Regions from separate parts of the Homo sapiens genome. Here all the other regions are linked to region 1. The links are chromatin loops, found by intact Hi-C in ENCODE. Cell type or tissue: ascending aorta. All regions are shown on one strand. Links, peaks and the distances in the headings refer to the core of each region. The heading gives the core; the rest is flanking DNA.

Evidence for each region. Hi-C counts contacts between places; a loop is a spot of excess contacts. Peaks named below come from ENCODE experiments on the same cell type or tissue, not always from the same donor. Only the 100,000 strongest peaks of a DNase experiment are listed, where the experiment ranks them.
Region 2: a loop joins it to region 1, with 2.1 times the contacts of the local background. A loop is called at or near these places in 5 of 110 quality-filtered maps.
Region 3: a loop joins it to region 1, with 4 times the contacts of the local background. A loop is called at or near these places in 9 of 110 quality-filtered maps.

Annotation. Positions count from the first base shown.
Region 1 is chr9:16,194,608-16,199,852 of GRCh38, reverse strand. No RefSeq gene overlaps it. Among named protein-coding and RNA genes, the nearest start is that of LINC03041, 79 kb to the left of the region's middle. In ascending aorta, for the core only: no CTCF peak of the experiment used is centred there; a DNase peak (open chromatin) is centred at 2,121; H3K4me3 peaks cover 777 bases; H3K27ac peaks cover 2,500 bases.
Region 2 is chr9:16,246,059-16,248,558 of GRCh38, reverse strand. All of the region lies in intron 1 of LINC03041 (long intergenic non-protein coding RNA 3041), which reads left to right. Among named protein-coding and RNA genes, the nearest start is that of LINC03041, 29 kb to the left of the region's middle. In ascending aorta, for the core only: no CTCF peak of the experiment used is centred there; a DNase peak (open chromatin) is centred at 1,128.
Region 3 is chr9:16,703,994-16,706,493 of GRCh38, reverse strand. The region is part of intron 3 of BNC2 (basonuclin zinc finger protein 2); the gene reads left to right. Among named protein-coding and RNA genes, the nearest start is that of BNC2-AS1, 22 kb to the left of the region's middle. RefSeq lists an enhancer at 1,340-2,094. In ascending aorta, for the core only: no CTCF peak of the experiment used is centred there; DNase peaks (open chromatin) are centred at 1,093 and 1,683; H3K4me3 peaks cover 1,730 bases; H3K27ac peaks cover 2,078 bases.

The DNA of each region.
Region 1 (5,245 bases), core at 1,074-3,573:
AAAAAAAAGAGTGGAATAGAAAAGATATTCTGAAAGGCAATTAGAGAAAGCTTTATGATGAAGTAGAACTGCAGGACCCCCGAATAGAGAAATGATCCATAGTTGATGAATGAGTGTAGACCTTAACACTGAAAAGTGGTCCTTCTGCTAACTGCCCAGAAAGAGTCACACAGCCTCTGCCAACCCAAGTTCTGGCAAAATCATCTCAGTTCCAACTCTCTCTGTGGATCACAACCAACTCATAAAGAACAAGAACATGTGAAGAGACCAGGGAATGAATGTCATCAGGCTACATCGATCCTGCGCCTGCTCACAATCTCCACCGAGGTTTGTGTATCTAGAATCCTGTTCCTACCTTATTATACCTGTGGCTTAGGGAATTAAGCAGCTGGGGGAAAACATGGTTTTTGATACCAAAGAGCATCCTGCTAACTCAAAGTCTGTGTCCTGGGCTTCATTGGTCTTCGTTTTTATCAGAAGTAGGTGGGTAACACATTAGGAAAAAAAAAAATTGGCCCCATAAAGGGATCCGGAAAGAATGACATATTTGTCTGTTAAGTATAAATACGAACAGCCGTGGAGATATGGTCCTGTGGTGCTAGGTTTTCACTCCAGCAACATTCATCTATTGCCAGGAAACGCTAGATTTAGTACCTGAGGGACTGAAGTTTCAAATACCTTATACTTTTTTTTTTTTTTTTTAATACTCTGCCAAGAATTTAAATTGGTAAAAGCTGGGGACTGACAAAACTTGATCCCCAAGAGCTTTTCTGGCACTGGTTTATCAGAGAATATGGTGCCATTATTTTTATTATAATTATTATTTTTTTCTTTGGTGGGGCGAGAGCTCATTTATAACCCAATGACTTCTACTCCCAGATGTATTTTTCTTTTTTTTTTTTTTTTAAATCCCAATGCTTAAATAAACAGAGGCTTTGCCTTTTGTGGTGGCCTTAGAAGCTGTCATTGGATTTACATGCAAGCGGGTGGTTGTGAGCCTTTTCATGTTTTTAGATCAGATCAGAAAGAGTTGAAAGGAGAAAGCTAATTTTAGGAAATGTGTTTCCACCAGCTCCACACTGCACACACCTTGCTCCCAAGCCTCAGGTCTCCACCATGCCCTGACACCAAAATCACTTAACAGGGCTTTGCAAAGGGGGCCTGCTGGCCCCAAACTGGGACAGCTGTGGAAGAGCAGAAAAGGCCAACATGAGTTAGAAAGCCTGAGTTTGAGTCCTGGCACCATCATCTTTTAGCCATGAAACTTTGGACAACTTAGCCTCCCTTAGATTTTTCATCTGTAAAATGATAATTGGATTTTCCTGGGAGGGTTGTCGGGAGGATGAAATTAAATGAGACAAATTATGTGAAAACGCTTGGCGCTGTGAGTTTTTTAAATGACAACCTATAAACGACGAGTCCAGGGAAGAAGGGAGAGAACATCATGGAGCAGTATTGTGGATTTTTCTCCAAGGTTAGGCTCTTGACATAGACGTTCTAGCCGAGAAAACAACTGCCACCACGGAGACACATAAAACAAGAAGATACTATTTACAGTACAACATCTTTATGGTCCCTCATTGCTCCCCGCAGCCGTATTCCCGACTGCCTTCAGATCCTCTGCTGATTTTACCCACAAGCAATTTCCAGGGTCAGCTCACCTCTCTCTTGCCCAGGGCAGCGGCGGCGGCAGCAGCAGCAGCCCTGGCATGTCCGATCTGGCTGGAAATGATTTGAGTTTTATTATACAATTAGATCAAGTCTCTTCGGTGTAGTAGCCTTCCACATACTTAGAAGAATAGATTAGCCATTAGGACTTTGTATATTTTTCCCAGTAATTGACACCACATCCCATTTTCCTCACCAAAGGGAAAAATAACCGCATAAAACAATCATGATTCGGGGGGCAGGAGGTGGGGAACCGGGGCATTCACAATGCAACAATGTCTCAGTCCCACCTCAATCTCCTTCCTTTGCCCAGCTTTGCGTGTCTCTAGGAGCCAGGCAGAGCGGGCCTCCGGTTTGTTTTGTTTTGTTTTGTTTTTCCATTCCAGAGCCCCTCAGGCTCAGCGTCCTAAGCACTTTACTAAGAATAAACCAGGCATCATCTCTGCCACCGAGAAACAGCAGCCACCACTGGACGGGAGCCTGGACATTCTTAAAAAGCCCACATAAACATCACCAGAACAGAATTGGTTTTCTTTCTTTCTTTTTCTTTTTTTAGTGCCTCCAAGGTATCCCAGGATGGATCTATTAGAAACCCTTTCCCTCAGGAGCCCCTTTCTTGTCCTGGTCAGAAAAGGAGTGGGGCTATTGTGGGGTGGTCCAAGCAGTGGTGAGTTGAGGCTCTTTCTTTGGTATCCAAGTCAGGAAGAGGAGAGAAAAAAAAGAGTTCAAATCCAGAGGGTTCAAACCACACCTGTTTTTTTGTCCCGTCTCTTCAACCACTGTAAGTTTAGACTTGGAATAGAACAGGGGGAAACCCATCTTACTGAGGGATTTAAACAGAGACCAGTGCAATCCCCTAGGCTGGCTTTGCCTGTATTTGGCATGGTGCATGTCTGCAACGGGCCTCCATGTTGCCTCTCAGCCAAAAGCAGACACCTCAGGCCAGCAGTCTGCATCTACACAAGCAAAACAAAACACATGTTCTCAGATGTCTGGTCAAACATTTGTTTCCTTTGGTCATGTTCTAGCAGCCCAAACTCAGATTCCAACTGCAAGGCCTGGTGGCACTAACAGACATTGTTTTTGTTCCATTCATTGCTGCAAAACATCTGTGAGCTAAAGGTTCTTCCCAACTGCAGCGATCTTTGTGCCAAGGCTTGGTAGGTCCTTGACAGCTTCCTTGCCTGCCCATAGGCCCGTGAGGCGGCTCTGGTGCAGACATAGGACTGCAGAGAGAGGCGGTCACTCTTCCCAGTCCCTCCCTTTCTTCTTGGATGGACCATCAGACAATGCAGCTAGCAGTACCAGATTTAGTAGACATGAAGTGTTTTCATACATTTTTCAGCTTGGGTCAATGTGTCCAAAGGGACTCTTTGCTGACACGTCTGGGCTGGTTCCTTGGAGAGAAGCTGAAATGCCCATTTTCCAGTAAGATCAATAAACCCACTCAGCTCCGACCACAGACCTTTCCTCAGGTATCCTCCAGCAAGTCAGGGTGTGCTGGACTTTCGTCGTGGCAATGTGACCCAGTGTGCCACCAGGAACTTGTACTTCAAGCTGAGTTTACTTTCCTGAGGACAAAGTCAAAGCCCTAAAGCTTTCAATTTGGTCCCCAAGGACCGTGGAAAATCACAAGATGGAAAGTGACCTTTCTTTGGCCACAACTGGTGATGACTTGTGAACATGTCTCTTTTGCCCAACTTGGCTTTAGCTAAAACCTACTGTTTTGAATAAAACTTGGGCCATTCTCCACCCTCTTCTTACCATACCTCTAGGCACCCACTGCCAAGTCCTAGGAGGCCCTGCCTCTTTTTAACAAGGAACACAAAATGAAGCTGTAATCATAACCTCTCTTGCTCATTCAGAAAATATGCAGATGTGATTTTTCTTTCTTTTTTTCTTCTCAACATACCTATGTCCCTTCATTATTTTTTAAACTGTCTCTTACTTTTCCCCCACTCCCACCCCCACTGTTCTTAGCTAGGGGCCAAGTTCAATCAAACATCCCCCAGTTGGCACCAAATGGGCACCTGAGGGTAATAGGGCGCAGTGGCACTTTCCCGCCTCCTTCTTTCTCCGGTTGCCAGAAGAAACCCAGCTGGGTCCCTCAGCCAACACAGGCCCCTAACTTAAGTTTAATAGTACAGCATTTTTACTACTTTTGGCCAGGGCATTTTGAGAAAGGGTAATATATGTGAAAAATATACCCTAAAAAATTCTGTTTAGAAAACAATTCCAGTCTAAGCGCTCCATGCTCTCAGTTTCTGGCCCTCTTTTCAGGAAAGCAGCTCCGGCAACCACACAGTTTAGATCCATTTTGGGGTGGGTGGGGGGGGGTTCCATTTCCTTCCTATGGGATTTTTTTATTAGGTGTTTTTTTGGTTTGTTTGTTTTTTGCTATTTTTCTTTCCCTATGCTGGTTTACTGCCTTGTATCTATCTACCCCCAAAGAAAGAGTTTAAGAACCTCAAGTAAGTATTATTGGATTTTTCTTAGTGTATTTTTGGATATTTCTGGTTGGGAGTGTGTGGTCGGGATCTGTGTGTCTGTGCTGGGAGGGTGGTGGGCTGCATGCCCAACGATGATGGCCATGAAGGCCTGGGAGAGTCAGCAGAGCCTCCCGAGCATGTGTCGAACATGGAATTGCCCCTTGTTTCATGGTAGTGAAAACCCTACTGGTTAAAGGTTGAGGCACCTGGTAGGCTTGTAACAAGTATCCATTTTGTAGACAAGGGAAAGAGACAACATTAGGCACCATTTCTTGAACTTCGACTTTGCATTTCATAATCAATGCTCTAGGTGGTTTATTTCATTCAACCCTCACAACAGCACTGTGATGGTGACGTACTCCACTACACAGAGGAAGAAACTTCAGAGGTTAAAAGGGACACGGTTACTTCCTGTAGCACACGTGGAATAAGGCAGGATTCTAATCCAGGTCTGCCTTTCTACTGGAAAGAATCTAAACTGGGTGAAATTATTAAAAACCATGATCCCCACTCCCCAAAAGACAAAATATATTGACTGGGAACCACGAGTAAATGTTTGGGCCTCTTAGAAAGAGGCAACTGGTTGTAGAATCATTGCCTTGAGACATTTGAAAAGTTCAGTTCATTTCTCTGGGCTTCCTCCTCCTCTGAAAAAGGAGCATGTTGGGCTTGATTCAAGAGAGCGAGGAGACCTCACAATTTGCTGTTACCCCCAGCAACCTCCAGTGCTTCCCCGTGCGCCATGGCAGACGTCACTAACAGACAATGCATGGGGCCTCAGACTCCTTCTCTACACAACATTCTAGGCAGCTACTAACAACATTCTCACTGCCCTTCAAGGCAGCACAGCCGGCTGTGGCATCCCCCAACCTCCAGTCATCTGTTCATCTCCTTCATAATTTTTACTGTATCCATCCTCCCTATCATCTCAATATATTTACTTACTTGATTTATAGCGATTCCCTTTTTTTAAGCCAAAGAATAGCCTTTTTCTAAGAATAATATCCATGGTTTAATGTGGTAACAATAAGATTTTGAATACGTTTTTAAAGTACATAATTATATAATTTTTAAATAAAGTTGTCCAG
Region 2 (2,500 bases), core at 1-2,500, 50 kb before region 1:
ACACTATTTATTTTAAAAGGTTCTATGCTGTATTAACTGGGAGGCAGGCAAAGGGCCCACTTTGTGTCCATAGCCAGTCACAATGAGCTGTTCCACAAATGTCATTGTGGGTCCCAGGGATACTAGTTTCTCTGCTACTATATTCCTCTTTCCTATTTGGTATTCACTTTTGATATCTTATTGATCATTCCTCATATAAAGAAAAGGAAATTTTTAACTCTCTAATCCAGTTACGAATATGTTTAGCTGCATGTAACAGAAAACCCAAGGGTGACTTAAACAGAATTGTGTTTTCTTACACAACAAGACATCTGAAGGCTGCTTTGGCATCGGGACCAATGTCTCTGTGCTGATTTTAACCTTTCTCTCATGTTCACAAGAGGCTTGCCTCACCTTGAGCGGTCATGTCTGTGGTCAAGACAGAAAAGGGACTTGGGTAGGGGTGGTGTCAGGAGAGCTGAAACCCTCCAAGAAGCCCCCAGCTGACTTGTGCTTCTGTCTCATTGGCCAAGAGAACACCAGAGAGGCTGGGAAATACCATATTTAGATTTTCCAGCTGCTATAGCAGAGAGAGATAAAGAAAAAGGGGGTTGGAAATAGGTGCCAAGTTATTTTTAAAAATGTGTTAGCCACACCTGCCTCTCAAGAGAAGTTAGGAAACCTAGGCAGGTGAGAGGAAGAGGCAGCAGCTCTGAGCTCTGAAGGAAGAGGCTGGCATGGCCCCCTCGCTTTTCCAGGGGTTTTGCTCAGTGAAGTTCTTCATTTGCCATTTCTGCTCTCAGACTTGTGATTTCACTGAAACCACTCATCTCCCCACAGACACTGGTTTGGCTATATAATGGTTGAAGGCATGTCTGGATGTTTTAATGATGTGACCATACTGCATTGTGACATGATGTGGTCCAGAGATACTGTGGCCAGAACCAACCTGGCTGGCTGAGCCATGTCTAAATCACAGCAAGTTTGTCCAGGGTTGAGGGTCCAGCTTGGAGTGTCACAAGTGTTCTGCCACAGTCTTTCTGAATCTGTTCCTCCTCATTAGGATTAAGATGCTGGAGGACAGGACCCAGGACTCACAATTCTGTTCTATTTCCCTTTCCCTGCTACCCTCCCCCACGGTACTGGAACACTCCTGGGCACGTACGCGAGTCTCAATAAATGCTTGGTGGATAAACTCACATTCCTGGTGACTAGTCAAAGATGTGTCACTTATTATGAAGTGTGCCAAAAAAGTCACTCACTAACTTGTCCAGTAAGCACTTTAGCAATTTAATCTGTGAACCAATTACTTCAGTACAGTTTCCAGAAATAGAGTTGTTCATCCTTTGAAGCAGGTTAATTGTCAACTGATATTTTATCTTTGTTGATTCATCTGACGGACAATTAGGGCTTCTAAAGTGTCAGGCACGGTGCTAGGCACAGAGGAGCACAGAGAAAATCATAACACTTCCCACGAGGTCTCAGAGGGGAGTGGGCTAGACAGTCGTGTCAGCAATGCACCCAGGTCTCTGAAGGGCTGCATCAAAGCTCTGTGGGCCAGCGGGGAAAGAGTGATTCAAGGCAGGGAGGAGTTGTGGGGTTGTGAGGTTAGATTGGCTGCTGGAGTCTCCTTCCTTAGACATTCTAAGCTGACTGCTGGCCTGGTTCCACCAAGGGGATCCGGGTGCATGACTCTGTTTGCCTTCCCCACTAGATGGGCTCACTGATGAGAGCACACTGTTTTCTGGAGCTTGTCCACATATGCTCCAAGTTGGCTTTTTCAAGAAGCAGGATAAAGAAGAACATTAAGGAGAGTCAGAATGAGGTTCAGGAAGCCTAAAGCCCAGGTCTCCTCTCTGAGGGAAGCTGGTGGCTCTAGCCTTCTTCATTCCCCAAAGACTTTGGAGGGATGGGGTGAGGTGTTGCAGAATATCGGGGAAGGACTGTCTACAAGATGCTCACTGGTTAAGACACTCTGAGGGTGGAACACTACAACACAACTTTCTTCACAAAAAAATCAATTTAGGAAATAGCATCAATGTAGTTTTGGAAGCATCTTACATTCTCATTCAAATGTAATGGTTTTATGGAGTCCTATGTGGAGGGTGGAGGGCATGCATATTCTTGGAACTTAGATGACCCATTTATGTGAATACTGGAACAGCACTGAGAAAAATGCCACTGCTCTGTAGCCTCTAAAGGGTTAACATCAGGGCATATTTGAAACTTGGCAGCCAAAGGCAGCTGTGTGACCTTTTATTGTGAAATCAGATTGGAAGCTGTAGCACAAAGCAGGGGGTGGAGAGTGGAGCCAATGGCCCTGAAGACTGCAGGAGCGGGACCCTCACACCCTGTGGTTAGTGACTGAGTTTGAAAAGCAAGCCAGAATGAAGCCTGTATCTCCAAGGGGCATTTCCAAACCAGTAATTGAAGACTTTTTACAAATTAAATTTGTATTTCTTGCTGTCCTTTAATTTTTAGTATGTACTAACAATACAGATTTGCTAAATCTGGAAGTTGG
Region 3 (2,500 bases), core at 1-2,500, 510 kb before region 1:
GTTACTGAAAGGGGACATGGCCTCACTCCAGGAGATTAAAGCTGGAACACCTTCTGCCTTCTGTAGGGATAATCACAGCTCACCTGGCTGTAGCTCAAGGTCAGGGCAAAAAGAGGGGACTTTGTGCTTTTTAGAATTGCCTATGACTACAGTAGAGAAGAGGAATAATAAAACAATTGGACAAGATTGAAAGTGAATGTGCATCATATGAAGATAGTTAATAAGATGAATGATCAGAAAAAGACAATCTGGAAGACATCCTTCAGTGGTAGGAGAATCAGTGGTAGAAGAAGAAAGGGGTATTTTGGGGTGCAAAACTATGACCTCTGTTAACTTGCAAAAATTAGTACTGTTGTGATTGGTTATAAAGGGCTACATGAGAACAATTTTAAAATTATAAAAACATTTGTAAACATTTAGTATGATTTTAATTTTTCATTTGGTATACATACTTTTTAAAATAGTTGCTTGTCAGTTATGTTGCTTGGAAGGCAGAACTCTCTGCACAAGCAATAAGTCAGTAAATCCAGTTTTTTGATCTAATATTGTTGCTTGTTTGTTTTGTAATAATAGCATGTAAATAAAAATGGTTAAGTGTAGGTGTTTTAGGATTCAATCCCTTTGAATTTTTCTCTCAACTTCTCTGGAGAAATAGGAATTGTTTCTGGGTGTTTTGTAAATCTAAATTGAATGTCACTTAAATGTGAAAGAACTGGCACCTTTGATAAGTAGTCCCCATACTGAATCATTTTGTCATTAATAATAACATAATTATCAATGCAAATGTAAAGTTTGTTTTTTAAAAAGTCCAAAACAAACAAAGGAGGGAAAAAAAAACCCAAGCCACACTATCATACAACTCGAGGAAAAAGCATCCCTACATTTAAACAGAAGACTTTCAATAGTAGCAGTAATAATAAGAAAGAACCTTTGGCGTCTGCCCAAGAGCCTGTTGAGAGGGAGCAGCAAATGGCCTGCGCAGTGTGTGGCTCTGCAGAAATTCCAGGGTGACACATGCCTCACAAGCTGGTCACAATGCAAGGGGTCAGGGGTCATGTTCAAGAGCAGGGTGTTGCTGGATAAGGCTGAGGAAGCAGAGGTGGCCCCTCTGTGCTCAGTGTGTGGGTCTGTGTACTCCTTTCCCGTCAAAGCTGGCCCAGCGCGGCCAAAAAAGCGGTTCCTTGGCAGGGTTTAATGGCAGGATGATGTAGTCTGTTGTGACTAGTGCATTCCTTTCAGGTTAAACTAGGGAAATGGCATTGTGTTAAAATTCCAAGTCGCATGAATGTTTTATTGCCACAGTGCATTTAGCCCTCCAGGGGAGTGTGTGTGGCGGCCGGTGGGGGTGGGGGTGGGGGTGACTTAGAGACTCAGGAACTATCAGAAGAACACTTCCCTTGGAAAATTTTACCCACTAGCATGAAGCTGATTTGCTGTGATGGTCACTTAGAAGGGTTTCGCTTTTTCCTAAACTGTGGCTGTTTAAAGTCTTGGAGTCTGGACAATTAACAGCTGAAGAAAATATGACAAGACACACGCAAAGAGGTTGGGAGATAGAGAGGAGGAGTGCGCCAGAAAGGAGCTGAGCTGCCTTCTTGTGTAAACTGCCTGAGAGCGGGCCCCCTCCCCTGGCCTCCGTCCCTGTCCCCCCTTCCCCAAGGCTGTGTTCTGCTGTCTGCCCGAAGGCCAGGACTGATCTGTTAACCTTGCACCACTGGCTGGGAGGCCGCTGCAGCTCATGGTACTGTATGTTACCATTACTACTCCCTCATTCTTTTTCACTGGCTTTTTTTTTTTTTTTTAAAAAAAAAAACCATTTCTCTGTAATAACGGTTTATATTAGTCAGAGGGATACAATTTTGGAATGCAGAAGATCCGAGTTTAAAACAAAACAAACTTTAGAATGGTACTTTTTTTTTTTTTTTCCTTTTTGGCATTTAGAAGGGCTAAATCCAACCATGCTAATTCAATTGCAGCCAAAGGTTTTCAGTGTGATTTAAAATCAGGAGTTCTGGAAATGGAGCAGTTGAAAGATGCAGTCATTTGGGCTGTGGATCTTATAAAGGGACTTTGTTGTGAAACCACACGAGCATCTTCAGGTTTTTAGGATATTTTCAGTCTTTGCATTTGTCTCAGTTATATCCATTTTGCAGATTGCCCCCAACCCCTATCCTTCCTTAGGGAAAACTCTAGCCGTCTCATTCACTGTTGGAGTTGTTTTAGGCTTACAGTTACTGAGGGTGTGTATGATTTGACTTCAGTTGTAATCGTGTGCATTACATATAACATTTGAACTGACTCAAGTTAATTTATAACAGATTAAAGTGTGGATGTGTGGAACAGCTTTCTGATAATGCAGTGTGCCTTTATAAAATATTCATGTGTCTGATTTTTTCCCCCAATGTATAGGAGAAATATGTATTATCCTAAGATGACCTAAGAAAGGATATATTAATAATAGTTTGAATTTTACTTTTGGACTGCATTTCTCTTCAATTTC